3 separate regions of the Homo sapiens genome follow, and regions 1 and 2 are each linked to region 3. A link is a loop called in an ENCODE intact Hi-C map of the cell type or tissue named here. Cell type or tissue: heart left ventricle. All regions are shown on one strand. Each heading gives the region's core, and the rest is flanking DNA. Links, peaks and the distances in the headings are about the cores only.

What was found. Peaks named below come from ENCODE experiments on the same cell type or tissue, not always from the same donor. Only the 100,000 strongest peaks of a DNase experiment are listed, where the experiment ranks them.
Region 1: it touches region 3 in a loop (10-fold over the local background); 92 of 110 quality-filtered maps call a loop at or near these places.
Region 2: a loop joins it to region 3, with 5 times the contacts of the local background. A loop is called at or near these places in 11 of 110 quality-filtered maps.

Annotation. Positions count from the first base shown.
Region 1 is chr14:32,247,299-32,258,507 of GRCh38, reverse strand. No RefSeq gene overlaps it. Among named protein-coding and RNA genes, the nearest start is that of RNU6-8, 50 kb to the right of the region's middle. In heart left ventricle, for the core only: CTCF peaks have their summits at 6,032 and 6,232 (motif pointing right); no DNase peak of the experiment used is centred there; H3K27ac peaks cover 413 bases.
Region 2 is chr14:32,555,596-32,566,804 of GRCh38, reverse strand. All of the region lies in intron 4 of AKAP6 (A-kinase anchoring protein 6), which reads right to left. Among named protein-coding and RNA genes, the nearest start is that of AKAP6, 230 kb to the right of the region's middle. In heart left ventricle, for the core only: CTCF peaks have their summits at 6,120 and 6,336; no DNase peak of the experiment used is centred there; H3K27ac peaks cover 1,887 bases.
Region 3 is chr14:31,505,725-31,516,933 of GRCh38, reverse strand. The region is part of intron 1 of LOC105370438 (a long non-coding RNA gene); the gene reads right to left. Among named protein-coding and RNA genes, the nearest start is that of GPR33, 23 kb to the right of the region's middle. In heart left ventricle, for the core only: a CTCF peak has its summit at 6,610 (motif pointing left); no DNase peak of the experiment used is centred there.

The DNA of each region.
Region 1 (11,209 bases), core at 3,626-8,625, 740 kb before region 3:
TGGGAGCCCAGTAAAAGGCAGCTGGCTTCAACTGGCCTGTGGAAGTTGCTTTCTCTGTAGCATATAACTGGACAGACATATGGTGTAACAGTTTAAAGCACAGGCCATGAAGTCAGAAATGGGTCAGTTCCCAGTTCTGCCATTTTCCAGCTTTGTAAATTTCAGTAATTTTTAAAATCTCTGTAAGTTGGCTGGCCACAGTGGCCCACACCTGTAATCCCAGCACTTTGGGAGGCCAAGGTGGGCAGATCATGAGGTCAAGAGATGACCATCCTGGCCAACATGGTGAAACCTCGTCTCTACTGAAAATACAAAAATTAGCTGGGCGTGGTGGCACGCGCCTGTAATCCCAGCTACTTGGGAGGCTGAGGTAGGAGAATCACTTGAACCAGGGAGGTGGAGGTTGCAGCGAGCCAATATCGCGCCACTGCACTACAGCCTGGCGACACAGCAAGACTCCGTCTCAAAAAAAAAAAAAAAAAATCTCTGAAAGTCACTCTCTCCTCATCTGAAAAAAATGGGAATATACCTATCTCACAAGAAATAATAAAATAAAATAATACATGTAAAGTGTTTTGGCATTAAGTAAGTTGTTAACATCTGTGTTATCCTTATTACCAGTAGAACAATGAATTGAGAAAAAGGGAGACAGGAAAGTCATTCTTGATCTGTGATTCTATTTCTCAAGTTTTAAAATAGGAACGTGAGTATTCTACCCATTTACCTTTACCCATGAGTTCTTTACCATTTACCTGAGATGACAGAAGTGAATTTCATTAGGACAGAAATACAAGATGATGTCATTAATTAGGCTATCACCTGAGGAAACCAAGATACTATCATTAACAAAAGGCTATCACCTGAGGAAAGATGGCCTTGATATTTGTCTGCTTTCTAATTTTCTTATTACATGAGAATTCGCACTTTCAGTTTGTATTTGTCACGTGCTGAGATTTTAAAATGATATCAAAATGTCTCTATAAAGAAATAAATTTTTAAGAAAAGGAAAAACCAACAGGTGATGAAAAATGAAGCCTCCACATGGCAAGACTTTGCTGAGTCACTAGGCAAACTTTGATCAGGTCAACCTCAGTGAAAAAGAATTTAAACTGACCTAAATCTATCAGAAATGAGATCTCTTTTCTCCCCCTCTGGGGAAAAAACAAAACAAACAAACAAACAAACAAACACCAAAACGGGCCAGGCGCGGTGGCTCACGCCTGTAATCCCAGCACTTTGGGAGGCCGAGGCGGGCAGATTACCTGAGGTCAGGAGTCCAAGACCACCCTGGCCAACATGGTGAAACTCCATCTCTACTAAAAAAATACATAAAAATTAGCCGGGCATGGTGGCACACGCCTGTAAACCCAGCTACTCGGGAGGCTGAGGCAGGAGAATTGCTTGAGCCCAGGAGAGGGAGTTTGCAGTGAGCCGAGATCGTGCCACTGCACTCCAGCCTGGCTGACAGAGCAAGACTCTGTCTCAAAAAAATAAATAAATAAATAAATAACCAAAAAAAACCTAAAACCAAAACAAACACATTTTCTTACCAAAGTTCTGATGCAAAAGCTAACAACCCCACAGTGTTTCATTTTTGTTGAAAAAAAAAATTCTACAGTTTATTACCTTTCCTTGAAAATAATATATACAAGGTCTTAAATATTTACCAGATGATGCAGATCTGCCAGGGTTTTCAGCCAAGTTTCAAAGTTTTATGAAGTCACTTCTTGGACATATTTCTAACAATCTGGCCCATGAAAATTAACCGGGGAAGATATTTCCACCTTCTTCACATGGCCTTGAGCTCACAGTCTCTGTGTGTGCCCATAAGAAACCCACACCCTATAATCATAAATGTCCTAGCTCATTCAAAAGCAATTGTTACTACTGATAAATAAATACACACAAACAAAAGTTTATTCTTTGGGAACATTCATTTCCAGTGAAGACACCATGTGTTCTGGCTTCAGTACAAACTCATTTTCCCAGCCTCTACCTACTTAGATCTCAACTATCTGTTCTCTTTAAATATCTTCTCAAAAATAAATCTCAGTTCAGGTTTTCTACACTAGCAATTTTCAATTTAGACTCCATAAAGCCAAACACAAAACCTGTCTCAATCAGAGTAGATCCACATTTTTTCTTTAAACTTTACAATTTATTTAAATTGAGGCTGTAAAACATTTTTTAAAAATAATATTCTTCTGTAATTATATCCCTTAATACAGAAGTCTGTTTCATTACTTCAGTTGATAAAATTATTTAAATTAATCATAGATATTAAAATGTCTTATTCCCATTTAAAAATCTTTCAAAATTATTGTGTGCCTCTGAGAAATTTCAAATAACAGGGAGGCTGAGCCTCCACATCCTCTCCCAGTTGCCTTGAGGGTCTGGCTGCCAAAAATCTAAGTCTTGCCCATGGGAGTCCCACATACACATCCATCCAGGAAGGTCACATTCCATCCAGAACTCCAGAGGAACAAAATGATCCAAAGGGGTGCAAAATCAGGCCAACCATTTACTCTAGACCAAAATTTATCTATAAAACAGTGACCCAGTTAGTGAAGAAACATTATCCTCATTCCACCACACTATTATTTTTGTGTTTCTATGTGGGTCACAGCACAGAAAAATCCATGGAGAATTTGACAGGGAAAATAAGGAAGTTACAACTGAGGATTGTTGACCCCACTTTTCTGCCTAAGTTGTCAAATAAAGGGAAAGGTAAGACTGACCACAGGGAGTAGCAAACTGCATTTGGCCAGACTTTGGTATTTTACAGATAGGAAAATATATTAAAAGAATTAGGGAACTGATTTACATTTGCTTTTTCTTTTGCCAAGCAAATATACGTTTACAGTGATAACCCTCATCTCTCAGAATCATTCTGTAAAAATGCATTTTAACACTAAAAAGGAGGGAGACTATAATCTCAGGAAAAAAAGGCCATTCTTTTCCTGAATAGGTCAGTTGGCCCTCTTATAGATGTCACAACAAAGGTGGCCACCCTGCCCCCTACTTTGGATTTAATGTTTTGTTTTGTTTCCACTTTGAACCAGTTTAAAGTATTTCAAGGCGATCCCAGTCAACATACTGGATACTCAGAGGAATGAGGCCAGCGCATGATGTGAGCGGGGCTCACAGAGCAGCCTGGGCCTGAGCAGGGCTCACAGAGCAGCCTGGGCCTGAGCGGGGCTCACAGAGCAGCCTGGGCCTGAGCGGGGCTCACAGAGTAGCCTGGGCCTGAGGTGGCTGGCCGTGAGCTCAGCAGGCTGAAGGGGAAATCCCTGTGGGATAACTCTAGTTGCCAATTAGGGAGATCCAACAGAAAACCAAGCACACCACAGCATTTTGTGAGTTTTCCTGTACTCTGCCCAGTCCTAGAAGAGGGCTGAAGGAGCCAGATTACACACCCTCCCCTGCTTTGCCAGCCAGCTTCCCAAGCGTGGTGATCCTTCTCCAGCAGGTGGCAGAACACACACATAGAAAATTACAAAGCTACCCAAGGTTTCTGTCTTTCGGTTGGTCCATTGTGTTACTTCTTTAAAAGTTAGCCATGTATAGTAAGAAATTTTGCAAACAAAAAACCTACTCATATTCCATCCTGGAATCCTGTTTACACAGGTACTTTGGTCTTCACAGGGAGGCTGAAACCTGCAAAGAGGAGGACCACAAAATAAAGAAAATCCTGGCCAATAAACTATGAATACCAGAACCCACATCTTCCAGCTGTTAAAGAACCCAGCAAATAACTCCTGCATTTCACTTTGTCGCCCACACTGGAGTGCAGTGGCATGATCGCAGCTCACTGCAGCCTCAACCTCCCGGACTCAAGAGATCCTCCCACCTCAGCCTCCTGTGTAGCTGGGACTACAAGTGTGTGCCACCACTCTCGACTAATTTTGTATAATTTTTGTAGTGATGAGGTCTCACTATGTTGCCTAGGCTGGTCTCAAATTCCTGGTCTCAAACAATCCTCCTGTCTCAGCCTCTCAAAGTGCTGGCATTACAGGCTTGAGCCACCGCACCCGGCCTCCTGCATTTCTAAAATTTCTAAACCCAATGAAAACTTTCACTAATCTTCATCACATGCACCTATAAGGGTGTAGTTACAAATTGTCTTTTCTAAAGAAACCCATGGATTTTACATTGCCTCTTTCCAAGGAGAAAAGTCATACAGTATCCAAAGTTACACAACGGGTCAGGAGAACAGCCCAGAATACCTGTCAGTGTCTCTCGATTGAAGTGTTTATTCACAGAAGCAAAGTCATGTTTAAAGCTGAAAAAGTATTTCCTAAAATATACTCTAGTTGAATATTTCAGGTACAATAGTAAGTAGGTCACTTGCTCTCTAGGATTCAAAGAATATGGGCCTGCATTACTCTGTTTCTGCCCTGAACAGGAAAGTTAAAAGGAAACACTGCACAACAAGAAAATCCACAGCACACAGCTATTTAAGCAGCTGTGGCTTGGGGGTCAGGTCTATCACTGAAAGCTTTATAGATAATCTTCAAAACTAATTTGACCCACAAAAGTAAAACCAACTGGGCTTTCCCAAAAAATCTGCAAAAACCATATTCATAGTATCACCCTCCCTTCCAGATAATTTATAGTCAGAAATTGAACCCAAGAATAAATGCCCTAGAAATATTTTTTTAAATAGCCTAAATTTGACTGTCAAATCATGTTCCTTCTCCATGTTTTTTTTCAGTGTCTAATCTGGTCCTACTCCTACCCCCAAATAATTTTCCAGGGGTCCCAGGGGTGCCCCATGCTCTACACACCTTCTTTTTTTTTTTTTTTTTTTGAGATGGAGTTTCGCTCTTGTTACCCAGGCTGGAGTGCGATGGCACAATCTTGGCTCACTGCAACTTCCGCCTCCCGAGTTCAAGCAATTCCCCTGTCTCAGCCTCCCAAGTAGCTGGGATTACAAGCATGCACCACCACGCCCGGCTAATTTTGTGTTTGTAGTAGAGACGGGGTTTCTCCATGTTGGTCAGGCTGGTCTCAAACTCCTGACCCCAGATGATCCGCCTGCCTCGGCCTCCCAAAGTGCTGGGATTACAGGTGTGAGCCACCGCACCCGGTCCTACATCTTCTTGGATGCTATCTGCCACACAAAATAGAATAAGAGCTAGAAGGGACCTGACAGGAATACAGCTACTTCTATAGATAAGGAAAACTTGGTCCTGAAACAAACTCACCAAGGCTACAGCTTGCTAGTCCCAATATTGTAATTCCACCCCCCAGTGTCCCATCCCTCTAGGTCTCATCAGGTCATTCATTTTCACTAGAAGTAAGTGTAGGTCAAAGCAACTGGATTCATTACTACTCCTCTCAGAAAACAACTAACAAGGGGTTTTGGTTGAGAAATTTCAGAAAAAAACTGGTTGGTTGGTGGGGAACAATTTTGAACGATGGGTACTTTCCATGTCCTCAAATCACATTCTGCCTGTAAATAAATCACACTTCAAAAATACAAACATAAGAACTGATCTGTAGTGACCCGCTTATTGGCAACTGTAAAGAATGTAAGCTGCATGAGGAGAGAAACTCTGTTTTATTCACATCTGTATTTCCAGTATGTAGAATAGAAGCTGGCACTGAATAGCAGCTCAACAGCAAATATTCGTTAAATGAACAAAATGAAGAAAGCATCCCTCTTTTCTTCTCTCTATAGTCCATCCCCACCCCCATTTTGTTCTCTTAAGGTCTAGTTTCCTTAATCAAAACTATGTTCTGAGGTAAATATCTACCTGTCATTTATACTTTCGTAGCCTTTAAGTCACTGCTTGGAGTGTTTGGAATTTCAGTTTCACATCTAACAAAAGGCTTTGAACCCCCATCGCAGGTCTCCAGTCTCAGCCAACAATGGAAGGCCTTTGTGGCCAGGCCTTTCTGCACATATGGCCAAGATTTGGATTCTTTGGAAGAATAGCAAACTATTCATTGGAACAGCTCCCTTCCCCAGTGACCTCTTGATTCCCTCCTGTGGCTCTCCTTAGCCTTCATATCCTTGTAAAGTAATCTAAAACCCTATCTTCCTGCTGTCTTTATCTTCCTTTCTCAGCTGTCAAAACCTGGAAGACATGCTGCTGTTGCATATTTAGCCTCAACTATATTGTTTAATAAATGCCAAGTTGCCAGTTTCTCACACTCCACTCTATGAAGCCAGAACACCTCACCTTACTGAGTTAACCAGGAACCCATGCTCACCCTATAATACACTAGGGGGTGCTGTTGCTATATCCAGACCCAGTTGCTGTAGCCCGACTGGAAACAGGAAAAGGAAACAAGGGAGCCTTCAGGGTCCTGAGAGACATTTCTAGATGGGCCACTCTCTGCACAAGCCCTCAGCACAGTTCCTCAGAAGCAAAGAACATTATACCTTACCAAGCCACACAATTCCAGAATGAAGTTCACAAATGGTACAAAAAGAAGGGAGGGCTGAAGATCTCCAAGCGAAAGGCTTTATTGTAAGACTCATTAACATACATGGGCCTACACAATCATATTTATGCCAGCTGCTAGATGTGAATAATTAATGCTCACCCTGCTACCAGTTAAAACTCTGTTTAGACAATCAAGTGGCAAATACTGTCAGGCAGAATCGGATACAACAAATGCAATCATAACAGGCGAGAAATACTTGAGTTTATCACTGATTTTCACAATCATCTTTCCTTGTATGTGATATCTAAGACTTTGGGAATGAAAGTTTTATATACAAACAAATGAGTATCCACCTCTCTCAGCCCGCGGCTTGGCTGCTGCACAAAGCTTCCAAGCTGCCAGGGAAGCCTCCTTGGCCTCACTTAACTCTTTGCTGAAATGACTGGTAGACCCCATATGACAGAGAAAGCTCTCACATACATCAAAAAGGCTTTTGGCCTTTCAAATTTCTGAATAAGTCATCATGAAAAAAGAAATATTTTGTTGGGTTTGTGGATTTTTTTAAGATAAGTTTTAAAATGTGCATTTTAAAAAAATTATCTGAACGAGACCCTCACCTAACAGTGTGAACGTTAAACATTCCCACACAGAGAAGAATGGATCTCCACCAAGGGAAATATGTCTGGTATTAATCCAAGAAGAAACAATCTAGCTCACCCTCCCTGCCCCACAAGCTAGGGTTTCATACCCTTTGTGGTATGATTTGCAGTACTCCTCACAAAATGCTAGTAAGAACTCATTAATGCTAACAATTGAATTGGAACTATCTTTGGCTCCAAAAGCAACCCAGCCAAGCTAGAAACTTGAAGGATCCCAAAGTAAATCAAGAGGAACTAAGACAAAGGTGCCATTCTAGGGCCAATCTTCACAGAATGGTTTCCCTTTTGCCCTGAATCCCATCCCTAAAAGAGACCGAATCCCAGCTGTAGCTGCATCATACTTTCAAATGAAATGCAAGGCATTTCTGAGCCCAGGTTTTTCCACAACGACTAGATTGACATTTCCACATAAAGCTCTACAAACGAGGATTAATATGTCACACTTAATAAAGAGTCAAGGGAACTTATGGCTCTCAACATAATTTCTGCCTTCAGATACCCAAAAGATACACTCCATCAGCTACCAGGGCTGATTACTTCAGTTACATAACCCAGGCCCACACTAACCTAGAGAGCAGATTACAATGGGGGAGGTTGGTGGGTGTGCTGGAAGGTATCGTTTGAAAAAATCTTAACTCTGAAATAGCTACTCAGAAAAGTCCTTTAGGGGCACTCTGCTCAACTTCATTGGGAATCATTAAGGTTAACATAATCATATACCAAAGAGAGCACACAGATGGTTAACACCAATATATCCATGATCCAAGGTCCTGATAAATGGCAAGTAGTTATTTCCAGTCTTAGTGCTAGAGTATGTAGCTAGGCACACATGAGCAGGGCAGGAGAGGTCCCCCACCACCCCCAATGTCAGGCAATTGTTAAACTGTCTCTCTAAAATAATAAAATAATAAGGATTGGTCACAACCAGTGACAGGGAAAGGCAGTCTCCCAATAGATAAAAAACACCTGAAGCTGGTGATCATGAGCTGGGCAAGTGGGCTCAAGCATTTGCACTAAGAGGCAAATGGCAGAGTTTAACTGATATATGACCTTTCTCTAGGAACACTCAACTGGTAAGACCTCAAATGAGCACGTGCACAACTTCGGCACACACTGCATGTGGCCCCTCCCAAGTGCTGGCAGGCCATTTTGCATATGGACAGCTCACCCCAAGGAAAACTCAAGGGAGGACAGATGCACCCCAGAAGCATGCCACTGTATAAAACCCCAAGTCAAAGGTCACACAGGGCACCTGGATCTCTCAAGTTGCTCATTTGGCCCTCTTCCAAGTGTACTTTACTTCCTTTCGTTCCTGCCCAGAAACTTTTTAACAAATTTTCACTACTGCTCAAAAACTTGCCTCAGTCTCTCACTCTGCCCATGCTCCTTGGATGAATTCTTTCTTTTGAGGAGGCAAGAATCGAGTTAGTGCAGACCTGTATGGATTTGCCACTGCTAACATACTTTGGTGTGTGACTCAGATATGTTCCATAGTGGTAAGACACCTCTATGCCTCACCTTTGGCTGAAGGTGTTCAACTCCCATACATGGTTTCCCTCTCCTCAGTTTCTCTCTCCTGCTTACTAAGCAACCCCCAGAACGAGTCCTCTCAGCCAAAGAGGCTCGGCTCCTCACTGAGCTGATCTCTCAGCTCACCCTGATGGGTGGCTCATGGGGGTGGGAAGGACCTTGGAGTCTGCACCAAGTAGACCTGAGACACTAAAGGCCTTCCTGAACAGGAGGCTTGCAAGAGTCATAGGGCTGAACCCTAAGACTGTGCAATGTCTGGGGTTTCCTCTGCTTTTTCAACGAAAACTGGCTCTTTTCCAAACGCCTGCACCACCTACTCTCCTGTTATCTCTGTGTATATTCTGAAATGGCCTTGTACACCTACAGGACTGTCCGCCTTAGGGGCAAGTCTGTCTCTTCTCTGTTTTCACTTCACATGACACGACTTCCTTCTCTGCCTTAAACACACACTCCCTATTATTCGTGCAGCCATAGCTCTTGCTGTGCTTGCACAGCAGTGAAGAAATGGGCTCCCTTGCAGATGTCTGTTGGCTCACTGATGGGACACACACCAGTTGGAACCCCAGCTCTGACAGCTCCTTATGATTTGCCATACGCTTGTCATTCCTATTATGCTCCAGGGCCAAGTTTTTGGTGGCTTTTCAAGCAGTTCTGCATAGGATCTCACTCTGTGGCACTTTAAGGACTCCACCTACTTGCTTTTTTGGGGGTTAGCAACCCTTTGGAATGAGGGAAAATTCTTCCTTTGCCATCTGTGAGCCCTTATCCCAAACCCCAAGTCCTTCGGAGGTTCCTCCTTTATGTCAAGAAGGTACACAAATATTGCCCTCTCAAATTCAAGGGCTGCTGTTTTTGTGAGCATATGAGGCTTTCCGTGAGTATCCCCCTTGCTTCCTCCTGCTTCCTCCTGGAGCAGAGAGATTGTCCTACCTGTTTAAGCATTTGTTCTGCAGATTACCCTGGGAGGATGAAAAACCCCAAATACAAATTTTCTTCCATTTCTCTAATCACTTCCATGCTCTCAATATACATCAAGACCTTCAAGGTCATATTCAAAGAAAGGGGAATTCAGTCCCTTGTAGTAATTTGCTGAAAAACAGGCTTCTCATCTACTAAAAAACATGGGAAATGGGATTATAAGAAAAGAGATAATCATTTTGTGCTAGAATTCTCCAAGTGAGAGTCACTGTAAGGACATGGAGACAAGGATATAGGCCAGCTCAAGGTCATAGGTACAAGAGACAAAAGTACCCATAGGACAGAGATAAAGGCTGGTCCTAGGCTATAGGCACAGAACAAATTACCATTAGAACAGAGGTGAAGTCAAGGTTAGTAGTACCTGGTAAGAATAGTTCATTCCAGAACCCCAAAGATGAATAGGGGGTCCCTATTTACTCTGCTATCTCTTCTGTTCTCAAGTGGGTAATTGTGATGAGACAGGATCAAGGTTAAGGGTACCTGGTAAGACTGGTTCATTTCAGAACCCTAAGGATGAATGGGGGATGCCCTGTTCAGGAAAGGATGACAGGGAAATAAGAGGGTATGCCTTCTTTTTCCTTTTTGTCTCCTCTGTTCTCTCTTCACAGATGGATAATCATGTCTCCATACCACAGGACACACCCCTCAGAAGCATCCGCAAGAACAGGGAAAAGTTTGACCCCCAAACGCTAAAGGTTTGGATTTATATTTTTCTGTAACACAGAAAAGGTTAATATTTTTCTATAACACAGCCTGGGTTGAATACAAGCTCCAGGACTAGGAATCTTGGCTAGCGAATGGAAGCACACATTTTAGTACAATCTATCAACTAGATTTGTTTTGCCACTAACAGGGAAAAGGGACAAAAATCCCCTATGTACAGGCCTTCATGACTCTAGAAAATAACCCTGACCTTTGTTGGGCTTATAAAATGGATCCAGGGATGATAGCAGCCATAGTCAGGCAGCCCCCTCTGGTTGGTTTGGGAGACCTTTTATAAGGTTTACCCAGGGCTCAAGCCCCAGAAGAACCAAGGACAGAGCTTAGCACAAACCCCACTGCCCCTTCTACCCTATTATATCCAAGTCTCCCAGCCCTGGTGCTCTCCCCTCCCTACCCAGGGCCATCCTCTGGACCCCACCCTCTTAAGTATGCCCCCTTCAGGAGGTTAATGACCCTAGTGTACCCACCAGAGTCCAGACTGACTGCAAGACCTGAGCCAAATTAAAATGGAACTAGGGAAGTTTCTGGAGGACCCTGACAAATACATCAAAGGGTTCCTGTAAACTGGGCTTAACATTTGAACTCACCTGGAGGGACCTCTCAGTCATACTAGGGTAAACACTGTCTAAGGGAGAACACGACTACGTTATGGAGGCAGCCCAACAATTTGTAAACACAATGTACATGACTGACTCTGGTGGCTACTCTGTGGGGTCACCACAGTTCCCCAGGTCAACCCCAATTGGGAATACAATAACCAGTGGGGTATGTGGGCAAGGAACCACATGTTTCTCTGTCTGGTAGAAGATTGAAAACTAGCAGAGCAAAGCCTGTGAACTATACTAAATTTGCCTTAATAAATCAAGGCCCTCTTGAAAACCCCACCACTTTCCTAGAGAGGCTATAAGAGGCCCTAGTGAAAC
Region 2 (11,209 bases), core at 3,476-8,475, 1.0 Mb before region 3:
AAAAGATTTCTAGAGGTCAAAAAAAAAGTACAGAACTAGAGTTTTTAAGAATAATGTAAAACTTCAAAGTACTATTGGCTTAGCAAATTGAGTACACTATTGGATAGCACTAGGCCAGCTGAAGTAAGGACTAAATTGCCTTTTTTTGTTCGAACTCCATGTGTATGAGTAAACATACATGTGTGTATTAAGTTGTTTATTCAAAAAAAATTTATTGAGAGTTTACTATGTATCAGAAATTGTATTAGGCCCTTGGGACTCACATACACATAACCCAGATTCTTCTCTTAAAGGGTTCAGAGCAACATAAAGCATGAGATGTATGATAATGCAGACTCATGGTTCTTGAACTTTTAATCTTGAGTCTCCTATTCAGAATTATTGAGATCCCCAGAAAGTTTTTGCTTCTTTGAGCTTTATCAATATTCATTTTAACAATTTAAAAATATGTATTAACTAAAAATAATAATATATATTAACATAAATATATGAACATTTTCAAAAACAGTGAAAAGAATGGCATTATTTTAGCTGTATTCAAATCTTATGAATGTCTGGCTTAATAGAAAATGGCTGGATTTCTATTTCTACTTCTGCATTTAATCTATTACAATATCACGTGTTATGGAGCTTCTGGAAAACTCTGCTATACACAGAATGAAAGTGAAAAAGGTAAATAACATTTAGTGTTGATATGAAAATAGCTTTGACCTTGTGGACTCCCTGAAAGGGTCTTGAGAGCCCCTACAGGTGCCGAGACCATACTGTGAGAACCTCTTGCTGTAGATCATCCCAAGTGCTCAGGAGCCATTGAAAAGACATGTAACTCACTCTTTGGGCATCAAGGGGGACTTCCTGGAGGAAATCACAGGAAATTGAGCCCTGACAGATAAGTGTAAGTGATTCAGAAAAAGAATAGAGGGGACTAAGAGGAGCAGAGAATGGCATTCCTAAAATGAAGCCCAAGAGAGAACAGCTTATTCTGAGAACTCTCAAGTAGCTGATCCTGGCTAACTAACACTCAAAAGACAAATACGAAACACTTAGAAATGAGGTTGCAGAGTCTGGCCAGGAGCTAGGCCACAGACAACATGCTCTGTAGTTTGTACTTTATCCTGAAGACAATGGAATGGTCATTAAAGTTTTGATGCAGAGTGTGAGAGAATCTGATTGGCTTCTTAGAAGACTCACTCTGGCTGCAGTGTGGAAAATGATTGCCAGTTGAAAGGCTGAGAGCAGAGAAGCCAGTTAAAAGGCTGCTATAGCACTCTGAAGAAGTTGATAAGGCTAAACTAAAGCAGCTCAGTGGACATGGGCAGAACCTGCTAGGTTATAGAGAGTACTCAAAGGTAGAATGGACAGGACTAATTGGATTTGATGGATGATGAGAAAGATGTTAGAATCTGGGATGACTGCCAACTTTCTATTTTGGTTGGAGGTACCATTCCCTGAAAGAGGAAATACAAAATTCAGAAGGAGAATTTTTTCCAGTTTTTCTTGAAGCATTACAAAAATAGTTTTGCAGGAAGATCATGAATATGATATTATGTATCATAAATTTGGTTTCTCAACTTAATCAGTTGAAGCATTTAATAAGACAGCTAGTTGTATAAGCCTGGAACTCTACAGCAAGATCTAGTAAGAGAAAGCAACATACAGGGTGTACTAAAGACCATGGGCACAGATGAGATAGCCTAGGAACAGTACGTAAAGGGAAGATCCACCTGTGTCATCTACATTATGAGGCCCAAGAATGCAATGCACTCAACTTTGTTCACTCTGTCCGTCATTCTGTTGTCTATCTCAATGATTCTGACACTGGCTGTGCCTCAAAATCAACTGTGAAACTCTTTAAACATAAACAGAATTCAGAGAAAAGGGATTTCCTCAAAGTCTCTCAAGGATAGAAAGATAAAGAGCCAACAGCTGCAGAGCACTGGAAACATTTAGTGTTGATCTTGGGAAAGAAAGTATTTGCTGCCACTTTGTGACAAGCTTGCAAGATCTGGTAATAACCAGGAGACAGGATGTTCTAACAGGAAGTACTGTGGCTTGGGAGAGACAGATTCTACTTGTAAAATGAGGGCATTGAGCTGAATGATTTTTCATGCCTTCTGACTGTTAACATCTGAGGTTCTTGCATATAGAGCTTCCTTCAAAGCCTGAGACATTCAGACAACTTGCCCCTCTTCCAATTAGGGAACTGATCTTTGGAGTCTTCCACATACCCTCCCAATGCCTTCTACTCCATTCACTATATCTATCCTTCAAGATCAAGCTCAAATGCTCCTCTCCCAACAAATCATCCCAATCTATTGCTGCCTTTCCAATACACTTTCTCAATCTTCGTATATTTAGCAATCAGGGGTTTGAGGGACAGTTCAAAACCTATTACAGGCCCTTCCTTTTTCATCCCTTAATATACTGTAATGAATCTACCTCTAGGTAAAGAGTTCTGTAAGAATTATTATTTATAAGCATATAATTATAAATATGTATTATAAATACAGTCGGCCCTCCATATCTGTGGGTTCTACATCCGTAAATTCAACAAAGCTTGGATTGAAAATATTTTCTTTAAAATGGATGGTGACATCTGTACTAAACATGTATAGACTTTTTCTTCTTGTCATTATTCTCTAAACAATACAGTATAACAACTATCTACATAGCATTTACATTATATTAGATATTACAAGTAACCTAGTGATAATTTAAAGCATACACAAGGTGTGTAGGTTATATGCAAATACTATACAATTTACATAAGGGACTTGAGCATCATTGATTTTGATATCCACAGGGGGTCTTGGAACGAATCCCCCACGGATACTGAGGAACGACTGTATGTATAAATACCAATTATAAATAAATAAGTATATATTATTCATAAGGTTGTTGTGTGACAAAATTATAAATTAGAATGTTGTTTGTATTTGTCTGAACACACATGCATAGCATAAATTTCCCTATATAAACTTCCTAAGATGTCAAAGAAGTACATTAACTAAAATTATTGGGCCACTTAGAGGAGAATTATCTCTAATACAATTCAAGAATCATCTGACAAGGCAGGAAGACAAGGCAGAGTCTTACAGAGAAGAGGGTGCAGGAACCTGGGGTGGCCATCACAGGTCCCACGAAGGGCGAAGAGCACCCTTAACCACTGTGGGTGAGAGTTGTATGGGAGGCTGAAGCTCCATGATAACCAAGGTGGCTGAAGGTGGAAGGAAAAAACAAGGTGGTGGCATTTGATGTCAAAAGACCAGTCATCTCTATACAAGGAGCTGCTAAGACCTGACCCTTCCCCCCCCACAGTACTAATAATGAGAACAACAATAACAACCACAAGAGCTAACATTTATTGAGTGTTTACTACATGCCAGGTACTATTCTGAGCTCTTTACACATTTTAAGACATTTAATCATGACTCTCTGTGGCAGATATGATTTTTAATTCTCCTTTGCAGGAGGAAACTGGAGCACGGAGAGGTCAAGTCACCTGCTTACAATAGCACAGGTATTGTAACACAGGTGATAAGCTGAGACATGGTTTACACAATATGGCTCCAGAGCCCACATTCATAGTCACCATGCTTCACAACCATCCAGCACCAAAGAATGCCCTCACCCATTAATATGCATTCCCCCAGAAATCTCTTACTATGAATGTATCTTTTCCTTTACTGTGGAGTTCCATCTACTAATTTTCTGAATATTCATCCTTTTGGTACCATGAGCAAGGTGGTTTTGGAAGTTCTTCCCAGCCATGTTTCCCTTGTATAAAAGTGTGTCTAGAAAGTGAAATGGGCACAGATATAATTCTTCATGGACCCTACATCCTATTAAGAAGACTCTGGTCAACAGTCTTCTTAACAGGAATAAATACAATGGCATGCACCAAACAATATAAAACTTTAGATGTAATAAGGATAGGATAAGGAAAATAGCTTTAATGAAACTTTGTGAGGTGAATGTGATTACTACACTACAGAATCCAGCCTGAAACTTTATTTATTTATCTATCTACCTATCTATTTATTTATTTATATGGAGTCTCGCTCTGTCACCTGGGCTGGAGTGCAGTGGTGCAATCTCGGCTCACTGCAAACTCCGCCTCCCAGGTTCAAGCAATTCTCCTGCCTCTGCCTCCTGAGTAGCTTGGACTACAGGCACCTGTCACCACACGCAGCTAATTTTTATATGTTTAGTAGAGACAGGGTTTCACCATGTTGGCCAGGCTGGTCTTGAACTCCTGACCTCAAGTGATCCACATGCCTCAGCTTCCCAAAGTGCTGAGATTACAGGTGTGAGCCACTGGGCCTGGCCTGAAACTTTACTTTAAAAGACTACCGATAGTCTTCTCTATGCTATAGAAAATAAATCAAAAGCAAAAGTATTTCTGTTAGCTCAACTTGTCAGTTTTATTTTGGGGCTCAGGTAGGAAGAAAAAAGAGTATTAGATCTCCAATTATGACTCCCTCCCCACCCACACACACATACGCCTTTCTCAAGCAAGTAGTACTAGTCTCTAGACAAATCCAAAAATATGAGTATCATCTATAAATGACACCTTTCCAGTTTTTCTTAAAGCATTAAAAAAAGAAAATACAACTTCCTTTATTCCTAGACAAAACATGAAGGTAAATAGTAAAGCCACTGGGCTTCCTAAAAAGCAATGCACTGAGCCTCATCAACCTGAGAATGGAAAGCGTATGAAGCAGATATTACAGGCAGCACCTTTCCTGGATAAAGTTGCTTAATCACCATGCAAAATTCAAGCCTATCATTCTTAGATAGAAAATTCTATAACCTCAGACAGGGCCTGACATCATGAGTGACCTTGAAACAGAACCCACACTCTTGAAATGATTTCCCCCCATATTGTCTGAACAGAGCACAAGCCTCAGTGCTGATGGGTAATTTTAAGGCATCACAATGACAAGTCTGCCAAGGCAAATGTTTTTAACTGCTTCACTTAGCTGACCTTATTTGCCATAAATTCAGGCTAATCCATATCTAATTCTTACTGGGTAACTCACTTGTTTACTGTCACCACTGGCCCTGGTCTCTTGGCATCTTATAAACTCTAGCCAGGCCCCAAATTCCTCAAGGATGTCTGGCTCTTGTCATATTACAGTGCTAGGAATGCAGCATGAATGGCTCATTCCTCCAGGCTCGTTAATGTCACAGCCTCACATTCACTTACCATTAGGATCTTCTAAGGGAAACTTGAGTTCACCCAAAGTTCCAAGGAACACAAAGTCAGCCATGTTGAAGTGATATACGCCAAGGAATATTGTACAAAGAAATGAGTGCTTCTCTTAGTTATTCCTCACAGTTAGTCTCTCATAAAATTTCAGAACAGAAAAGTATTTATAGGTCATTCAATTCTATTCCTTTATTAATATTTATTTTTTAAAACTGAGGCTTGCGAGGTTACATTTCCAAGGTCACGATGCTACTTAGGGGCAGAATTAAGGTTCTTACCCTAGTTATTTCTAATATATATGGTGCTAATTCCCTAGATTCATAGGAAAAGTCACAATAATAATAAAACTAATATTTATGTAGCCTTTAGATTTACAATGACCCCTTTGCTCTTTGTAGTTTCATACAATAATCTGAGCAAAGGCATGACAAACATAATTAACATCTCATTTTGAAGACTAGAAGACTTATACAGTAAGCTTTAAGTGACTTATTCAAGTTTTCATAATTAAAATGAGGGATTGTGAACTGAGCCCAATGTTTAAGTTCTATATCCTTGAGTAAATTACTAACTTCTGTCTCTTCTAATTTATAAAATGAAAATATAATGTAACAGTGTCTGCATCAAGGAAGAATTTTTTTCTTGAGAATTAAATGAAGTGATGTACTAAGTGAATAAACCCCTTAGCATTCTGCCCGACAGTTTGCAAGGGGACAAGAAATAACAAAGTTTTGTTTTGTATTTAAATTGTTATTTTTCTGAAACATCCTACCAGCAACACAAAATTATGACTTCGGGATTAAAGATAAAGAATAATTCACTAAAGTTCCAAGAATCATTTTAGTTGAATTTAAAAATGCAACGCTAAAAAAATAAATAAATAATAAAAACGCAATGTTGAGTTTATCCATCTTTTGAGTTTCATCACGATAGTAATATTTGCCATCAAATGCAGTTAGGCACTGTTATCATCTTAATACAAGATATTATTGCATCATAACCTTTCCATACGAAGAAAATTACAAAGAACTATTTTCACCTTGATGTTTAAAGCTGCAAACAAAAGGGCAGATCATCTTCCGTATATATTGCAGAGGCCAACAGCCATATGCAGTGACTGGATACAGCCTCACGGTGGTGCTAAATCATCACTGATAACAACTCAAGACCCATTGAAAGCTCTACAGAAACCAAACTGAGGCAGGACTGAAACATTCCTAATGTTAAACAGCAAGGAATTTGCTTTGGATCCCTACGGTTCTTCTGGACCAACCTTGCGCAATGATCCTGACATGTCTCAACAAATCCATTAGCAATGTTAATATACAGTTTTTGTCCTGGCATTGCAACAAATAAAATATACACAAAAGATTTTTATTATCCTTAAAAAGAATTGTGCAGCCTTACCTTTTAAAATGTTATGTTGACTTAGAATTCCCAAACTGGATTTGGGCCCCATTCATCTACTGTGTATCTTAAGTTTATGTATGCCTTGGAGACATTTGTTAAATTCCTTATATCTCCCAGCCCCCAAATTTCAGCTTGAAATTTCAACTCTTTTTGACTCCTTTCCTCTTCTACTCTCCTATTTAAAACAGCCACAAAATTTTATCAATTTGCCCTTTATAATATCTCCCACCTATCTATTTCTTTCTTCAGTCAGCTTCCAGACCCACAGTTCAGACCCTTTTACCACATGTCTAGGCTATTTCAATAACCCTTAAGATTAGGCTTAGAGGAGATTGCACCACTGCCCTCCAGCCTGGCAACAGAGCAAGACTCTGCCTTAAAAAAAAAAAAAAAAAAAAAGATTAGGCTTAGAGGACTACCTCCCAACCGCAACTGTACATTACAATTGCTTGAAGAACTTAAAAAATACCCAACCCCAGGGATTCTGATTTAATTGGTCTGGGGTGGATAAAGAGGTTTTTTTATTTTTTTAAAGCTTCCCAGTGATTGTAATTTGCAGTCACAGTTGAAAATTACTGCTAGAGGTGTGCCCAGCATACCACAGTCAGATTAACCTTCTTAAACTACCAACTCTCTGGGCCAAACATTTTAAGTAGTTTCCCATCTTCGCAAAGATTGCGAATTAGTGACTTAAAGTCCAAACTATCCCAAAGATGTGTTTTTATTTGACCTATTTAAAAATTGTTCAGATCCAACATCTAAAAATTGGGAGATGTCACATAAAACCCAGATTTCTTCCTTCTTTTTAAAAATTCCAAAATCTTGGCACAAATGGCCCACATTCCCATGCAACTATCAGCTGGAGCTGAGTAGTGGCTGCCCTTAAGACATGTCACATATCTTCCAGGTGATTCAGTCCCATCACTCCCCATTTACAGCTGGCTTTATGATTCATTTATACTATCTTCCTGGCCTCTTAATTTTAGTTTGTAGCCCTGATCTAGAGAATAAAGTTCAAACTCAATGATACGTTCACTTACTCATTCCCTTAACTACTCATTTATTCATGCATTCAATAGTATTGATTTTGTGTCTATGCTATGCAAACACTTGGAATTCAAAGTCCCTCATATCTTGGCCCTATTCTTTCTAACTTCACATTCACCTTCCTCTAACAAAGTTATTTCTAACTAGTAGTTAGTTTACGAGACACCTTCCTCCCAATATTCATAGCTTAGAGGCTAATTTCCAAAACGCCTTTGAGGTCAGGTAATGCTATGTGACAAAGTGGGCCAGTGGGATGCGAGCAAAAGTGGCATGTGTAACTTCTAAGTCGTATCCATAAGAAGAAAGGTGGCTGCCCTCCATTTTCCCCTTCTTGTGAGCTGGAATGCAGACATGGTATTGGTGGTGAGCCATAGAAGAGCAAGAGGGAGAAGCAACCTGGACCTCAGGACGACCTCTATCTTCCCTCGACTGTCTGCCTCTAGGTAAAAGAGAAAGAGACTTCTATCTTATTGTATTTTGGGGTCTCTTTGTTTATAGTGGCTTAGCCTATACTCCAAAACACCAACGATTTCTCTTAACTATCACCCAAACATACCTTGAATATTCTTGCCCTCCACCCTGGCATATGCACAAGTTCCTGTCACTAACATTATGCCTCCTCATCTCTGCTATATAAATTCTACTCATCATTCAAGGCCCAGATCAAGTATTCCCTCTCCTGTGATGCTTCATCAAGCTACATTTGTATTATCTTCTTTTTTCTGTTCTCCCACTGCATGAATTTTCCCTTGGCACTTACCAAATATTGTCTTATGTAACAGACACAGAGCCTTGAATTATGTTGCCATATCTACCTCAAGTACTACATCCAGGACCTAAAACAAAATTTTAGATTGTGCATCATAAAAATTAAAAAGTATTCAGAGTTTCTACAGTATTAAACTTCTATACTTTTTGTTTAATAATTATGTGCACTGTCAACTCATGTTCAATCTGTGATCCTTTAGGATTCTTGAATCTTCTCATTTTAATTACAAAACTGAACCTACCCAATTCTTTAAGAATCTGGCTTTTTCCTTGGTATTTAACTAAATCCTAGTTTTCTTTATTCTTGTATCTAAACAATTCCTTGACTTTTTGGATACATATTTCAAAGATTCAGAAATGCACTGAAAAGATCAAGGGCTCCAGTTTGAATGGTAATGAAGAGACAACTCATAGTGTCATCATATTTGGAATCTGAAAGTCTCTAGGACAACACTAGAGGAAGAAAGTAGAAGATACTCTCAAGGAAGGAAAGTTAAAAAAAAATGGGTGACAGAGAGTGAAAACTAGATCCAGAAGAAAAGTAAAGAAAAGCAATGGGAAAGAAGATAAAAGGAAGAGAGAATACAGAGACAAGAGGAGGACTAGCAACTGTGAATGAAAAAGTTAGCATAAGGGAAAGGCACATGCAAAATGGAATGCCAGTGAAGAAAAGTGGAATTCCATAGCCTCAAGACGCTTCCTGATAAGGATACTCATAAGAGATCATTATCAACATCCAAGTAGTGTAGAGCACACTACCACTCCATCAACACTAGGAACACTGGTGCATGGTGGGTATAAAAGAAACATCAAAGGCAAGTAAGAATTGAATTTATAGCAGAATCGTGATTGCAAGTTACTCTGTGGGTGAATAAAAAAGGATACAGCTGTGTTTCAAATGGGACTTATTTGAATCTCAAATCCAGTAAATAATGGCTAGACAGGACTTTTTTTAAAAGAGTAGGCTATAATGGGCCATGCGGCGGCTCCTGTCCATAATCCCAGCACTTTAGGAGGCCAAGATGGAGGATGGCTTGAGCCAAGGAGTTCGACACCAGCCTGGGCACATGGTGAAATGTTGTCTCTACAAAAAATACTAAAATTAATATGAAAATTATCCAGGCATGATGGTGTGTACCTGTAGTCCCAGCTACTGGGTAGGCTGAGGTGGGAAGATCAACTAAGCTCCAGGAGGTGGAGACTTGACGTGAGCTATCATCACGCCACCACATTCCAGCCTGGATGACAGAGTGAGACCCTGTCTCAAAAAACAAAAACAAACCAACAAGAACAAAAAAAGGGCTCTCAAAAGTATTTTTTTTTTCCAAGACAAATTCCAGAAGATGACTTGGTCTTAGCCTTGTAGCTGTGTCTTATCCTAAAAGAAAGCCAAGAGTGAGACCCTTAAAATATGGGTGGGAACTACATTGAAATTTAAAAAAAAAAGAGAGAGAGAGAACTCAAAGACCTAAACATAAGACCCAAAATGATAAACCTCCTGGAAGAAAACACTGAGGAAAAACTTCATGATGTTGGGCTTGGCAGTGAATTCTCGGTTATGGCACCAAAACCACAGGCAACAAAAGCAAAGATAGATAAATGAAACTACATCAAACTTAAAAACTTGATGCATCAAAGGACACCACCAACAGAGTAAATAGGCTACAGAATGGGAGAAAATAATTTGCAAATCATACATATAATAAGGTGTTAATAGTCAGAATGGGCTAGGTGCGGGGGCTTATGCCTGCAATCCCAGCACTTTGGGAGGTTGAGGCAGGTGGATTGCTTGAGCCCAGGAGTTTGAGACCAGCCTGGGCAACAGAGTAAAACCCTGCCTCTACAAAAAATGCAAAAATTAGCCAGGTGTGGTGGCGCATGCCTGTAGTCCCAGCTACTCAGGAGACTGAGGCAGGTGGATCGATTGAGCCTGGGAGGTCAAGGCCACAGTGAGCTGTGATCATGCCACTGCACTCCAGGCTAGGTGACAGAGCAAGACCCTGTCTCAATTAAAAAAACAAAAAAAGAATATATAACGAACTCCTACAACTGAACAACAAAACTCAAATAACGCTATTAAAATATGGGTAATGGATGTGACATTTCTCCAAAGATGATATACAAATAGCCAACAAGTATATGGAAAGATGCTGAACATCATTATTCATCAGAGAAGTGGAAATCAAAACCACAATGATCTATCACCTTACACCCACTACAATGGCTACTATTTTTGTTTAAAAAAACCTAGAAAGTAACAAGTATTGGCAAGGATGTGGGGAAACTGGAACTCTGTACTCTGTTGGTGGGATTGTAAAATGGTGTAACTACTTTGAAAAATAGCATGGAGATTCCTCAAAAAATATACATGATCCTCAAAAAAAAAAAACATCCAGCAATCCAATTTTTGGGTATATACCCAAAAGAACTGAAAGCAGGGTCTTGAAGAGATAATTGTACACCCATGTTCACAGCAGCATTATTCACAATAGCCAAAGGTGGAAGCAACCCAGATTGTCCACTGGCAGATGAATGGATAAACAAAATGTTGAATAAACACATAATAGAATATTATTCAGCCCTAAAAAGGAAAGAAATCCTGTCACATGCTACAACATGGATGAACCTTAAGGACATGCTAAGTCAAACAAGCCAGTCACAAAAAGAAAAATACTATATGATTCCACTTAGAGGAGATACTTAGAACAGTCAAAATTATGGAGATAGAAAGTAGAATGTTGGTTACCCGAGGACAGCAGGGAGAGGGAAAGG
Region 3 (11,209 bases), core at 3,502-8,501:
CTGAACAAGCGTCTATTATGTAAATCCAGGTGTAATTAATATTTATCAGCAGACCAGTATGTCTCAGGCATTTTTGACCTGTTATTTTATTTATACTCTAAGAGATTTTTTTTAAAAGCCTCTTTCTCAGCAACCAGTAGCACATCAGGGTGTATAACTGCAGGTGGCAGCTGGTCTGGAGCAGCCAGACACAGAAGAAGATATGAGGGCAGAGAAAAGATAGTCATTTACTTCCATCACCTGCCCCTTTTCTGAAAAGAAAAGGGAAATCTAGCCGATTTAATATATAGGGTACATGGTATGATCAATACCTTACTTATTTTTAGGTCTCAATCTTCCCACTTTCAAAGGGCATTTAAATTCAGTTTGTTGGAATGATGTAGGCAAAGCTATGCATAATGATGACTTGGTTTCTCATCCATTTGCCTCATGCAATACCCTAGAACTACCCTTACACCAAAGCTAGAAGTAAAGAATGAAAGAATCAACAGCCACTGTCCCGCTCTCCAAAATCATAAGATCCCATGTGCACCATAACAACATATGAAATAATGGCTCTGAGCACCAAATGAATGAATATTTAGTAAATTTTAAAATATTTAATAAAATATTCATATTATTTACCAAAAGATCCTCTAGACTACTTTAGATGGGGGGAAAAAGCAATATGTCTTACTTTTAAGCCTTAGTCTAAAGCTTAAATCCTAAATAGGATTTTGAATCTCATTTTGAATAATTCAAAGTCTTTGGGAAAAATCAATAATGCCAATATACCAGTGTAATACTTAAAGAAACTTTCTCCCAAAGTAGTATATATTTCTTTCTTTCTTTCTTTCTTTCTTTCTTTCTTTCTTTCTTTCTTTCTTTTTTTTTTTTTTTTTTGATACAGAGTCTCGTTGTGTCGCCCAGGCTGGAGTGCAATGACACGATCTCAACTCACTGCAACTTCCACCTTCCCAGTTCAAGTAATTCTCCTGCCTCAGCTTCCTGAGCAGCTGGGATTACAGGCGCCCGCCACCACACCTGGCTAATTTTTGTATTTTTAGTAGAAACAGGGTTTTGCTGTGTTGGCCAGGCTGGTCTCGAACTCCTGACCTCAGGTGATCTGCCCGCTTTTGGCCTCCCAAAGTGCTTGGGATTACAGGCATGAGCCACTGCCCCCAGCCCTCACAAAGTAATATATTAAAATCAATTTAGTTAACTTCTAGAAAGGGAATCTACTATATTTTTAATCTCTCTATACTAAATATATTACATGACTCAAATACAACTACAGATTAAATTTATGTCTTACACCATTGCCACTGTTCGCACTAAATTTAGGACCTTTAGAACATTATACATACACAGACATCATAAAGAACATATATTTTCTCTCCCTTGTGCATGGCATTTCCAGTTACAGAATATTAGATTACAAGCCCAAAATTGGGATCATGTTCAAAATAAAGAGACTATTCAACTACCCAATTTGTCAGGTATAAGCATATTCTGGTTGTCAATGTTAGGAGAGGGAATTTTCAAATTTTTTAAATTAAATTAAATTAACAAACAAAAAAGTCTTCAACTTAAAATAAAGGTAAATTAAAATAACAATAAGAAACATTTTATTAGTAAAAAATGGTTATTGATGATGGGTTGTTTTAGCCTTTCAGCAGCTATGTTATGGTGTCAACACCTCACTTTCTCTTTGAGGACTTGCCTCTTCTGTATTTGAGTGATCCTGGTGGGGATGATAATCACAGTTGTTCTATTCCCCGTCCCTTCTTGGATGAACACATCCAAGAATGGGTGAAACAGGCCTGGTCAATCAGAGTCCTTCCCAAGGACTGATATGATCAAAACTGTAAAGTTCTTTCTTTCTCCTGACATTCAACCAACATGGTCAATTTCTCCAGTTGCGTGGAAGAAGTCCATTTTTTTGTAGGAGAGAAGAGATCAACACACAGAGGAAAGCAAAGGAGATATGTGAAAGGGAGAGAGAGGAAAAAGGGAAAGGGAGAAAGAGGTCAGACCTAAAAGTGTTACTGATGCTACTTCGTGAAGCCTGAATTCAACCCCTCTACCTCCCCCAGTACATGGACCAGTGAATTCCCTTTTTTCTTTAAACCAGCTTAGGTTTTTTGTTATTTGCAATCAAGAGTACCAACTCAGTGCCCCATCCCCACTAATTGTAGTGACAATATTCATTATTGTGGAGAATAACTATGCATATATGTTACTATTAGGTTTTCCTTTGATTTCATGCAGCAGAAATATGACTACAGTTGCTTAACCAAACACATATTAATTTATTCATGTAACAAGAATTCCAGAGAAAGGAGACCAGAGCTGGTGCAGATGTTCAAGAAAGTCACAAGCTCCTTCTGGCTTCCTTTTCCACCACTTTAACTTGTAGCTTTCATCCTCAAAGTTGCAAGAAGGCTGCTCTACCTGCAGTCAGAAAGAAGAGCGGAAAAGAGGAAAAAGTGTGTGCCAGCAGAGCATGTTCCTTTTATGTAATAAAACAAAAGTGTGTCTCATAGCGGAACCCTGTAACCATCATAGACCACATCTCGGTCATATGGACGTACCTAGATGCAAGGGAGTCTGAGGAAATGAGGCTTTTATAACAAGTCACATTCCCACTTAAAAAAAAAAAAGTCTTTGATTAATGAAGGTGAGAATGAATACTAGGTAGGCAAATGTATGGTCAAAGTCAATGGCCTTACAAATTGGTATAATATTTGTGAAAAACAATTTAGACTTACTATATAGACTTCATACCTGGTGATTTAATAATACCAGTTCTAGGAATTTGTTCTTAAATAATTCAAACTGTGAGAAGACTGTAATAAAGATATTTATATTGATGATCTTAAAAACAGAAAAAATCGGCTGGGCGTGGTGGCTCATGCCTGTAATCCCAGCACTTTGGGAGGCAGAGGTGGGTGTATCACCTGAGATACGGAGTTCGAGACCAGCCTGGCCAATATGGTGGAACCCCATCTCTACTGAAAATACGAAAATTAGCTGGGCGTGGTGGTGGGCGCCTGTAATCCCAGCTACTTGGGAATTGAGGCAGAAGAATCACTTGAACGTGGGAGGCAGAGGTTGCAGTGAGCCGAGTTCGCACCATTGCATTCCAGCCTGGGTGAAAAGGGTGAAACTCTGTCTCAAAAAAAAAAAAGAAAAAAAGAAAAAGAAAAAATCTGCATAATCTAAATATCCAAAAATAAGGAAATGATTATAAAAATTATATGTTTGCAGACTATGTATTGTACAGCCATTAAAAATTATAATTCTTAAGATTATGAAACAAATGGGGAAATGTTTATGATATAATGTTTGGGTTGGTTGGTTGGTTGGTTGTTGTTGTTGTTGTTTTTTGGAACAGAGTCTCGCTCTGTCACCCAGGCTGGACAGGCTGGAGTGCAGTGGCATGATCTTGGCTCACTGTGAACTCCATCTCCTGGGCTCAAGCTATCCCTTCCACCTCAGCCTCCCAAAGTGTTATGATTACAGGCATGAGCCACTGTATCTGACCTGTGATATCATGTTAAAGAAAAGAATTGACAGCATGATTTTTCATAAACTAATATTTTATATACATCAAATACCACAAAGGGAAAAGTTACTGAAAGAAAATACACTAGATGCTAACAGTGGTTGTATTAGGCTGTTGGGGTTATAATTTATTTTTCCACTTTCCTCCAAGTTACAGTTTTAATTGTTTTCTTTAATAATAAATTAATAAAGTAAACATTGATTTTAAATAAATTAGTTTTATCAGTATATATTCATTGAAGTAGTTCTGGGATTTATTCACTATAGATTTATGCTACTCTAGTATTTTTTCCATTGTTTAGCAGAGCACTGGGATTAAAATGACACCTAATAAATATTTGTTGGTAGATTATTAGATGCTTTCTTTTAAACAGTATTAAGAAACAGCAGCAATAGGATGCATGAATGGATAGATAAATGGATCGATTGGTAGATCAATAGATAGATTTATTACAGGGAATTCACCCAAGTGATTATGGAGGCTGGCAAATTTAAAATCTGCAAAGCTGATGTCTCAGTTTAAGTCCAAACAGGAGCACGTTGCTGGAGAACCAGGAAAAGCCCATGTCCTAGTTCAAAGGTCTCAAGCAGGAGAATTCTCTTTTACTTGGAGGAGGGTCCGTTTTTTTTGGTCTATTCAGGCTTTCAACTGAATAGGCCCACCCACATTATGGAAGGCAATCTGCTTTACTTAGTCTATAGATTTAAATGTCAATCTTGGGTCGGGCACCATGGCTCATGCCTGTAATCCCAGCATTTTGGGAGGCCCAGGTGGGTGGATCACTTCAGGCCAGGAATTCAAGACCAGCCTGGCCAACATGGTGAAACCTCCTCTCGACTAAAAACACAAAAATTAGCCAGGCATGGTGGTACACGCCTGTAATCCCAGCTACTTGGGAGCCTGAGGCAGGAGAATCGCTTGAACCCAGGAGGCAGAGGTTGCAGTGAGCTGAGATCACGCCGCTGCACTCCAGCCTCAGCAAAAGAGCGAGACTCTGTCTCAAAAAAAATAAAATAAATAAATAAATAAATGTTGATCTTGGGCCAGGTTCAGTGGCTCATACCTGTAATCCCAGCACTTTGGGAGGCTAAGGCGGGTGGATCACTTGAGCTCAGGAGTTTGAGACCAGCCTCGGCAACATGGCAAAAACCCGTCTCTACAAAAAATACCAAAATTAGCCAGTTGTGGTGGTGCAAGCCTGTAGTCCCAGCTACTCTGGGGGCTACGCAGAAGGATGGCTTGAACCCGGGATGTAGAGGCTGGAGTGAGCCGTGATGGCGCCTCTGCACTCCAACCTGGGCGACAGAATGGGACTCTGTCTCTAAATAAATGTGTGTGTGTATGTTAATCTTATCCAAAAACTTTCCATAGAAATAGCCCAAAAAAAATTTGACCAAATATCTGGGTACCCTGTGGCCCAGACACATAAAATTAACCATCACAAACAGTCACAGGTGAAACTAAATTTATGTCACATGTTGGATTAGATTTAAATCTTTTTAAATCACCAGGTCTTTCCTCTGTTTAATGCCGGTGTGAAGTTTATACATCTTTGCATTTTACCTCCATGCCTTTGCTCACTGTGCTCCCTGAACTTGAAATGTTTTTCCTGTAATTGCCACATTTCTATATCCTTAATATCTTTAAACCCTGCTCAAATGCAACATTCTTCACAAAACCTTCTCTGATTCCTACAGTCTTCATACCTCCTACCCCGACCTCCTATAGACACATCAAAATAGAAGTAGGCCGGGCATGGTGGCTCATGCCTGTAATCCCAGCCCCGTGTGAAGCTGAGGCAGGACGATTGCTTGAGCGCAGGAGATCAAGACTAGCCCGAGCAACACAGCAAGACCTCATCTCTACAAAAAAAAATTTTTTTAATTAGCCAAGCATTGTGGCACACACCTGTAGTCCTAGCTACTTTGAAGGCTGAGGTAAGAGGATTGCTTGAGACCAGGAGTTCCAGGTTGCAGTGCACTGTGATCACACCACTGCACTCCAGCCTGGGCGACAGAGCAAAGCCCTGTTTCTGAAAGAGAAGAGAAGAGAAGAGAAGAGAAGAGAAGAGAAGAGAAGAGAAGAGAAGAGAAGAGAAGAGAAATAATTTTTTCCTTCTTAATACATAAAGTGCCTCTTCTCTAATGGTATGTCTCACATCTACCTTGTTTTATAGGTTTTTATGAATAGATTTTTTAGTCTACAAACTTCTTCAGGAAAATATATATGTCTAATCCAGTTTTGGGTCTCCTGAGTACCTAGCATTGAGTAGACTTTAAACATTTATTTGTGGAATTAACATATTTTATACATTTTTCTCATAACTAACAGAGTCAGCAATTTCTTGAATAAAAAATAGTTCAAAAACATTTTCTAACTAAGCAACAGAGTTCAAAGTACTCACATATTGAGTAGTTTAAGATAAATACACCTTTAGCTGGTTAGAATTTTCAGTCACTTTTTAACAAATATGTTCTATATGTTTAACCGTAATTTTGTTTTTTAAGATGGTGTCTCACTATGTGCCCAGGCTGGGCTTGAACTCCCAGCCTCAAGTGATCATCCCACCTAGGCCTCCCAAAGTACTGGGATTACAGGCATGAACCACTGTACCTGGCCCATAATTTTAAGTATTAATTGTCAAGTGCACTTAAGGCAAAGCATAGGGAAATTGTTTTGATTATGTTAATATTTTTCCTTTACTGCCACTTTTCCCATCTTTGAAGTCCAAGGCATTTAATCCTTTCATCATTCATTCTAATTAGACAGGTTTATTTTTCACACTTACTCTTTGGGCAAAGGCACAAGTTGAACAAAACTAATTTAGCTGGTCAACCATAGAACACCTTGTTCCTCACCCTTTGGAGAAGTTACATCACCTTTCTGTTACATTATTTCTGAAGGACCCCATAGAATCAACAGATCTCCAACAACCAAGAATATATGCTAGCACCTTCTGTGAATCCATATTTCACTACAATTAGTACATGTCACAGCTGGCATTTAAATAATCTTTCAAATGTATCAAAAATTTCAAAGCTTTTGTTGTTTCTCCCCCTAGTGGTCAATAATAATCATTAAAATGGAAAAACTATGTAAAGGTGATATTCAATGTGGGTGAAAGGTGGGGATGAACATTCAATTAGATTGTAAATAAATATGAATGTATTCAAACCTATGTCTCATAATCTGAGAAGTGATTTATTTGGGATAGAATTTCTTTAGACACCACACACAAATACTCTCTATACTTATTCTCTGAATAATACTTATATTTTATCCTAATAATTGTTTAAATACATGCTGCATAGTTAATTTCCTGTTTAGAAAAATGTGGTTTTCATTAGTCTTATGGGATCTGGAAAAAAAGAAAAATAAATAAAATATGATTTTCATACCAAATTACCTGAGACATTTTAGTAACGTGTATCACTAAATATTTTTAATTTTTAAAAAATGTTCACCTGAGGCCAGGCACAGCGGCTCACACCTGTAATCCCAGAACTTTGAAAGGCTGAGGCGGGTGGATCACTTGAGGTCAGGAGTTCAAGACCAGCCTGGCCAACATGGTGAAAACCCATCTCTACTAAAAATGCAAAAATTAGCCGGGTGTGGTGGCGGGTACCTGTAATCCCAGCTACTTGGGAAGCTGAGGCAGGAGAATTCCTTAACCCGGGAGGTGAGGGTTGCAGTGAGCTGAGATTGTGCCACTGCACTCCAGCCTAAGCAACATAGCGAAAGTCCGTTTCAAAAAAAACTAAAACAACAACAAAAAACATTTAAGTGTGTGTTGGGCATTTTCACATATCAGAACAATCAATCTGCTACCTTTTAAAAAAGGATTGCATATTATTCCAATGTGTGCATTACTTTTTTTTTTTGAGACAGTCTTGCTTTGTCACCCACGCTAGGTTGCAGTAGCGTGGTCTGGGCTCACTGCAACCTCCACCTCTGGGGCTCAAGTGATCCCCCCACCTCAGTCTCCCAAGTAGTTTGAACCACAGATGCACGCCACCACGGCGGCTAATTTTTGCATTTTTTGTAGAGATAAGGTCTCACCATGTTGCTGAGGCATGAGAATCACTTAAATCCAGGAGTTAGAGGTTACAATGAGCCAAGATCGAGCCACTGCACTGCAGCCTAGGTGACAGAGTGAGACCCTGTCTCAAAAAAAAAAAGGAAAAAAAATATGTTTCCTTCATAGGTGTGTGTCTTTATTTTTAAAATAAAGAAAAAAAAAAGTTTCCCTAATTGGACAATGCTTCCCCCCTCCACCCTCCATTTAATTTTCATTGGCTGTTTGCTCTTATGTAATGTTCCACTTTCAATTTTTATTTTCTTGCTCATAAAATATTATGGAAAACTTGTTTAATTAGAAATAAATTTCAGGCCGGGCACAGTGGCTCACGCCTGTAATCCCAGCACTTTAGGACGCCGAAGTGGGTGGATCACCTGAGGTCAGGAGTTCGAGCCAGCCTGGCCAACATGGCGAAACCCAGTTTTAAAACCAAAAGCCCCATATTCCAGGAACCCCTCAGCCCCAGATCCAGACAAACCAGGACAGCTAGTCATTCTAACTCCTCTCCTTATGGCTACTTTTTTTTTTTTTTTTTTTTTTTTTGAGACAGAGTCTCACTCTGTTGCCCAGGCTGCAGTGCAGTAGTGTAATCTCGGCTCACTGCAGCCTCAACCTCCCACCTCAGCCTCTCAAGTATCTGGGTCTAGAGGTGTGCACCACCAAGCCCAGGTAATTTTTTTTATCTTTTGTAGAGACAGGATTTTGCCTTGTCACCCAGGCTGCCTTACAGCTACTTCTTAGCAAGGTAGCATCACCTCCTTGACCTTTGAGGCAACGTGGGGCAGGGGACTCAAGGAAAACTTCGGTCTTTTCCAGAAATAACTCAGCTCTTTCCTGACCCACCTCTGACCTAGCTGCAGCCTGCCTCCAAGTATCCCAGGGCACACAAGAACACCACTGACCATGACCCAGCACTTGGGCTACAGCACATTCTGCTTCCTGACCCTGCTTTTCTGCTCCCCATCTATCATTGACAGTCTCACTCTCACTGAGAGGGCCACCAACTCCCACACAACTCTACTCCCTGGGACTCTGCTGCTATAGAAAGACTCCTTTTTTACCACATACGTCAGAGTTTTACAGACTTCGTTTTTAGAGCAAGATCGCATTCTTTACTAAGACTTAGCATGCAGAAAAGGAAATAAAAGAGTGGTTTTATCCTCACAAACAGGGTAAGGATAACAGGCAATTTCTTTTTCTTTTTCTTTTTTTTTTTTGAACTCTTATTTTGGTGTTGAGCAAGTAGGTAGATGTATTTAAAAATCAAACTAGTTAGGAGTAATATCGATTTAAGAATATCAAGAGTAAGAACAATGAAAACATATTCTTATATGATTTGTTACCTGTTGCCATTTTATCAGTGGCTAATGTTTGACCACAGGCTCTGAAAATTTAAATTTTAAAATCATGAGAATAAAATAAATATTATAAAATTTTTTTTAATTGTAGTATTTATTTTTTAAATCAGGTTATACTTACACCTGATAAAACATTCAAGCCGGGCGAGGTGGCTCATGCCTGTAACCCAAGCAATTTGGGAGGCCAGGGTGGGCAGATCACCTTAAGTCAGGAGTTCGAGACCAGCCTGACCAACGTGGTAAAACCCCATTTCTACTAAAAATACAAAAATTAGCCGGGCGTGGTGGCAGGCGCCTGTAATCCCAGCTACTCAGGAGGCTGAGGCAGGGGAATTGCTTGAACCCAGGAGGTGGAGGTTGCAGTGAGCCAAGATCACGCCATTGTACTCCAGCCTGGGCAACAAGAGCAAAACTCTGTCTCAAAAGAAAAAAAAGAAAAAAGAAAAAAATTCAAAACGGGTAGTCTGTCTTTCCAACCTTGTACCTCAGTCATCTTGTTCCCTACCCAGTAACAGGCAATTTCTTTAGGCACATTATAATAGTCACAAGTCAAGCTGACTATGAAAAAATGTTAAATCTTCCACAACGTTAACTATAAAAGTGTTAACTTGGAACCCTAGTTTAACAAATTTTGAATTTCTAAGGATATCAAGAGCATGTTTTTGAAAAGGGCTACACGTTTTTTTTCCATGAAAAGTAAAACGTAAGGGCTAGGCGACAAGCAACTTTGTCTGTTATAGAGGCTGAGCCGTATGATCCCAGCTCTGTGTGTTGCAGAGGCTGATTTCTCCTCCAGTAAACAACCTACTCATCAACCACTCAACATCAGCAGAAATAAAACCATCATCTTCCCCCCAAAACCATTGTTTCTCTTTCTCCATTGTTCTTTAAACAAACCACACCACTAACCAGATGCAAAAACCAAAAATTTAGGAGGCATCTTTGGCTCCTCCCTCTACGTCACTGCCATATGCCATCAGTCCTCCATGGAAATGTTTCTCAAACTCTGCCTTTGCTCTTTCCTCATGGCACACACCCTGATGGGGTAGCTATCATCTCTCACAAGACTCCTATGGGTCTGCATAATTGCCCCTCTCCAATTAATTCTCTATACTACTGCCACATGTATGGTGTTATGGCTGAATTATGTTTCCATAAAATTTGTATGTTAAAGCCCAGTATCTCAGAATATGACTGTATTTAGAGACAAGGCCTTTAAAGAGGTGACTAAGTTAAAATGAGATCATGGAGGGATCTCAATCCAATCTGAGCGGTGTCCTTCTAAGAAGAAATCCTTATAAGAAGAAGAAAGAGACGTGAGGGGCTCACACACACAGAGAAAAGACCATATAAAGAGGCAGTAAGAGGGAGGCCATCTGCAAGCTAAGGAGAGAGACCTCCAAAGAAACCAAGCCTGCAACATCTTGATATTGGACTTCCAGCCTCCAGAACTGTGGGAAAATAAATTTCTGTTGTTTAAGCCAACCAGTCCATGGCATTTTGGCAGCCCTAAAAAATTAATACATATGTTGTCTTCCCCCTTCCCATCACCCTTAAAATAAAATGCAAAGGAATTAATATGACTATAAAGCTCTAGATGATTTGGTCCTATGCACATCTCTTGCCTCATTCCTTTCCCTAGCTCTCTGCCCCTAGCTGTGCTGAACTTCTCCCAGTTCTCAAACATACCTGGGGCCTTCTCACAAGGTGCTTCCTTTGCTGGAAGTACCAGTCCCCCATCTTTGTTACCCACCTAAATTCAAGTCTCAGCTCAGAGTCACTTCCTTAAGAAAATCTCCCTGACTCCCTAGTCTAGGTCAATCTCCTCTTTGTTTCTATCACTAAACACAGTTGTCATTATTTGCCTCATACCTACTGGTTTTTCTATTAATTAAGAAGCTCCACAATAGCTGAATCACTACTGCCTGGTTTATTTTTCTATTTACAATGGCAGCACAGTATTTGGCACATAGCAGGACTTCAACAGCATTCATTGGCCATAAGACTGATGCTCTCTTTCTTTCACTATCTACAGCTACTTCTGTTGAGAAATTGAGACATCAATTGGCTTAGTTGGAGAAGCTCCTGGGACAGCATCATAAGATGCCTAATATGCAGCTATCCTTCCCCGCAGACTCTATTTTCACTGGCACCTATAGCTTCCCAGGAGATGTAGTAAAAAGGAAGAATGGCTAATAGACCTCAACATTCCTCTCTTACACCCTG